Linked DNA regions of Mus musculus: region 1 is linked to region 2. A link is a loop called in an ENCODE intact Hi-C map of the cell type or tissue named here. Cell type or tissue: heart. All regions are shown on one strand.

Evidence for each region. Peaks named below come from ENCODE experiments on the same cell type or tissue, not always from the same donor. Only the 100,000 strongest peaks of a DNase experiment are listed, where the experiment ranks them.
Region 1: it touches region 2 in a loop (1.9-fold over the local background); 22 of 42 quality-filtered maps call a loop at or near these places.

Annotation. Positions count from the first base shown.
Region 1 is chr13:33,073,071-33,075,570 of GRCm38, reverse strand. No RefSeq gene overlaps it. Among named protein-coding and RNA genes, the nearest start is that of Serpinb1b, 9.8 kb to the left of the region's middle. In heart, CTCF peaks have their summits at 1,130 and 1,331 (motif pointing right); no DNase peak of the experiment used is centred here.
Region 2 is chr13:33,003,564-33,006,063 of GRCm38, reverse strand. Serpinb9 (serine (or cysteine) peptidase inhibitor, clade B, member 9) reads right to left here and starts at 1,523. Exons shown (of 7, transcript NM_009256.3): 1 at 1,369-1,523. Gm36181 (a long non-coding RNA gene) reads left to right here and starts at 257. Exons shown (of 3, transcript XR_382177.2): 1 at 257-469. In heart, CTCF peaks have their summits at 1,141 and 1,343; DNase peaks (open chromatin) are centred at 363 and 1,413; H3K4me3 peaks cover 1,029 bases; H3K27ac peaks cover 2,066 bases.

The DNA.
Region 1 (2,500 bases), 70 kb before region 2:
CTCCTCCTGGGGCTGACTACCAAGATCCAGCTATCAAAGTATTGAAGTCCATCAATAAAAAGCTTCTTATGATTAACCTAATTAACATGCTCAATTATGATTAAACAGATCACCCTACCATGGGGTTTCCCCCCTTGACCTTTGTAAGCCATCATCTGCTGTGGGCCCTGTCTGTCTCCTCTCTATCCAGAGGCAGTCCTTTGTCCCCTTTCTCCTTGTTCCTTTCCCATTCTTCCTAGTTCTCTGGCTCCTGTCTTTGTCTTTTATTCCCTGGCCTGTGTTCTTCTGGGGCTAATAAATTTCCTTTGTGCTGAGAATGTGGTCTTAGGTGTCTTCAGCTGATTCCATGTGTCTCTAAAGTTTGTCCTTCAGAGCCTAGTTTATTTCACATCACACACAAACCTCATGAAAAGTGATAATAAAGGCAAATTTTTTCCACAATTGTACCCTCTAGGTAAAACTTTTTTATTTTATAACACATTATCCAATTTCGGGTGGGTGTGCAAGCATATGGGCACACCCAGCGTGTTCATCACATACAGTGAACCTCGGGACATCAGAGAACACCCTTGCTAAAGTAGGTTCTTTCCTTCCACCATGTGGGTCCAGGCAACTGAACACAGGTTGTCAGTGTTGGTGAAAGGCACCTTTACCCATTGAACCATCTCCCTGGCTGTCAAAGATCATCTTTGACACCACAGTGTAAACTTAGGCAGGCAGTGAGGTGTGAAGTAGGTGATTGGGGTCAGTGCTGATGGGAATCAGCACTAAGAGGGGCTGATGGGAGTCTATCCAGACAGTGACTGACAGGGACTGCTGCCTACGACAGGTAGCGATTACAGAAATTATTAAGCAGACATTTTTTTTCCCTCTGAGGGAAAAAAAAAACTTGATTCACTGAAGCTGCCATTCCCTGCATCCAGTCAAATGCTCTAAACTCTTTTAACTCTTCGGGGCTGGTGTGTAAGAAAAGGAAAGAGAGAAAATTCATGTGACCTCACACATGCTCTGCCACTGAGCTACAAGTCAGGCCCTTTAAATTTGTTTTTAAGAACTTATTTTTAACTTGTTATAATAACCCCAAGTCCTCAAACTAACCAAGGGTTCGCTACAGTGGTGTGAGGATGCTGTTTGACAGTGGGCAATTTTGGACCCTGTATTGTGGTTGTAGTTAACAAGGCAATCCTAGAAAAGTCTTATTAGTCCAGTGACTTGAGGGACCAGTCACAAGAACAGGAGTACCAGCCTCTCAGGGTTTCTTCTAGCTCTTTCATTGTCTTCTGCAGACCACAGCACACATTACTGTTTGAGCAGCATAGCTCACCTGCTCCCTCCAGGGGGCAGACACTCACCCTTGTATAACAAACAGGCCTGACTCTGGGCTGTCCAGATCCCTGACATTCAGATGCCAGATTCAGAGACACTCATCTTCTCTCAGGCAGCTAGAATCCCACAATCCACTGATGCCTGGAAAATGCTCATGGCAAACACATTTAGATTCCCCCCCCCCCCTCTTAACACTAAGCCTTCTTTCACTGTCTCAAGTTGAAGCACTGGCTTTTTTTTTTTTCCCTTGTTTGTTTGCCTGATCCTGCCTCTGACTACACAATTAACTCCTTTCCTTTTTCCCTGCTCTCTTCTCAGTGCTCCTTCTCTGGCTGCTGGAATTTTACTCTCAGACCAAAGTTTGACCCAGAAAACTTAGAAATGCTCTATACTTAGAATCTATTTTATTATGGGGAGATGTGCTGGACAAGGATCTGGGAGAGAGGTATAAAGTTCCTCTGGACTTTCTAGGCATCTTGCCTCATGCTATTGTGATGTGCTCACCAAATCAGAAGGGTCCATGAAGCATGGATTTCAGGTGGTCATTGCTTTAGACTAAGTTTCTGCACTAGGCCTCAATATACTGAACTTAAAATCAAAATGGGGTCACCTAGCCTAAAATTCCAAACAGGACCTACTTGGTTTCTGGTTTTCCAAGAAAAGGAAGTGAAAATACTCACAACCAAATGTCCCAGGCAGTTCTCTTTGAATCAACAGAAGACAAAGTTCCTCTGCTCTAATTCTCACAAAAAGAAATCTGATGGCCCTCAGTCATTTTTCTCAAACTTTGAACTTAATCTACTAGACACAGTCAATATCTCACCTTTAAACTCTGTATATGCCTACCATGGGTGATGTCTACTAATAAACACCATGGCATGCCCAGAGACCCTTTTATGCATAACCAGAGAAACTCCCTTCACATTGGAAAGCCCAGTAGAATTTTAAAGATTTTTTATGAAAATATGTAAGCTATGACTTCACACTTAGAGACTCTCATCTGCAGGGCAGACAGGTAGACTTGCTCAGAGAAATGGGGAGCTAAAGAGACAAATTTAAAATAAGACATCTGAGGATGACAAAGTTACTATCCATCCTCTGGGTCAACTGGTATGACTGACAGAGACTTTCAGAAACACTAGGCCAGGTTGCCTCAGTTGGATAGAATATAAGC
Region 2 (2,500 bases):
ACTTTCGAGATGCTACAGAAAAGACACTGAGATGCTAAATGAGACCCAAAGACAAGCTAGCATTATTACTGTGTTGTGTATTGGGGAGCATTCCCCTGCAGTAGCTGCTCAGAGGACCTTGCATCAGCTGCAGGCACCCTGGCTGCTTTTCTACTGATTATGACTCATCTTCCAGATGGATGGACAGCTTGGCCCAGACTAAGTGACTGCTCCTGACACTTTAACCCAGTTCTGAGTCCCTGTGCATCCCATGGCTGTGCTCTCACTGTTCCAGGGTTCACCTTTGAACCCTCACATATGTTCAGAGTGCTTCCTACTGAGTTAACATGCAGATCACATAGCCTAGGGAGCATCAGAACACTCAAACCACACTTCTTCCCATTCCTCAGACAGAGGGACACAGCAACCTGAGAGTGTACTCGGATCCTCTGGCTCCTCCCCTTATGACTTCCAGGGCTCTGGAGGAAAGGTGGGGCTGCTTTATTTCAAAGACTTACTCTCTGGCTAGTCCTCTCATCTAACCCAGCTTGCCCCCTTCTCCTGCATTCCTGCCCTTATGTCACTTTAAAGTTGCTTCTGAGTCCTTGAAGTGCAGTTTATTTCACCTAGAACATTCCCTACCCCATCCCTGTCACTGAGTTCAAACTACTCCCCTTTCCCAACTTCATTGGAACAGGACAGCCTCAGGGCCTCTGCTCTCCTTCCCTAGTGCAGCTTCCCCACCCCAGGTCTGCTCTTAAGTGTCACCTTTCTCTTAAGTGTCACCTTTCTCTTACTGATTGCTGTCCTTTCTACTCCATATTCTGGAGCTCTCTGAAGGTAAGGGGGATGTCTGGCACTCTAATAGTAAGCATACTCAAATAAAGGGGTATTTGATTTCTCAGATAAAGTTATCAAAGATATGATCACTGTCAGCATGGAGTGAATTATTTTATAAATGAGAATGAGCAGTGCTCAAATTTGTACCAGAGACCCCAGATGTTTAAAGGGTCCGGAAGTAAGAGAGGGATTACTTTGCAAGATCCACAGGGAGAAGACAGAGGCTTTCAAATTGCCTAGGTGGTAAGGACTGATAGAAAGCATAAAAAGATACCAGTGGAGAGGCCGCCAATATCCTGCAGTCCCCAGGCCTGGCTCAGGAGGAGCCAACACAGCTTAGAAACCAGCCCTAAGATCTGCATCTCTGCCATTGGCCAGCTGGAGATCCTAAAGGAGTCACCATTTAAAAAGCTCATCAGACATTACCTCCCAGCTGTCTCTTTCCCTAACTAAGCAGTCTTGTTTTCCCTCCTGGACTCAGCCTATGCCTTGTAAACATGACCTCTGCGGGTCCCACAGCGCCACCCCGAGCCAGATGCCCGCACCTACCACAGTTGCGGCTTCTCAATCCAGCGTTTGCAGCCTTGATGCTCCCAGTAGGCTTTCAGAGCTGCCTGTACAAGGCAGGGACTTCTGGTTTTGTGCTCCTGCTCAGGGGCGGGGAGACAGGCTGCTTCTGGCTCTGGCGACCACAGCAGGAAGAGGATGAGTGGGGGTTGGGAAAAAACTGGGTCCTTAGAGAAAGTGAAAGTAGCAGGAGTTTTCGCTGTGCACCAAGGGAGAATGTCAGGGATTTTAATAAAACTCTGGGCCTGCGGGGTGGCAAGTGGTAGATGTGAAGGGTGCCCCGTGTCTAAATCCATTTCCACACACCCAGCCTCCTCTCCTGGCAAACACTAACCCATTTTCTGGCTTTTTTAACCAGTCATGAGCACTTTGTTTAAACAGAGTATGCAATCATGTGTGTGGTCTTTTGCTAAACAGATGTTTCTGAGGCTCAGCCTTAAGTGTTCAAGGTGGCAGTGACCGGGGCACAGGCGACAGGCTTGCCACACGATGTGAGCTGTGGGCATTGGAATATGTTTAAAAAAAAAAAAAAAAAAAAAAAACTCAACTCAAGTGAAACCACCATTCTTGACTTTGCCAGAGAAAGAAATTTCTGAAAGAGATCGTATGAGATGGAGTTGGATTTATTGAGAAGCAAACACAAATATATTTTTAAAAAGTAATACAGAAAGGGAAGAAAAGTAGGAAAAGAGAGAATGAGACACACCTAAGCATGCAGGGCTCTCAAGACGAGCATGGCTGCAGTGACTCAGCAGTAGCCTCATGTGTGGCTTTGGTGGCTCTCAGATGCTACATCTTACAAAGTTGCTGAGAAAACCTCATTCTCCTTTGTAGTTAATAGAGATTCAGTATTTCTTTGTTCAGTTATTTAAGGACAAGCTTTTAAAATGACAAAGAATGAAACTATACGAGGCCAAACGCATAAGTAGAACTTCAACATAGGAAGCCTTGGTGGGAAACAGGAAAGAACATTAGGAAGACTTCTCAGACACAGGAGAGGCTCACCCTGTCTATAGGATGAGTCACCCATTTTGCTAACCTTGAGAGTCCATTCAATTTTAAACCCTGTGGTATACTCAATCTAGAAAGCTTTCTTTCCCACGTGTTCTCCTTG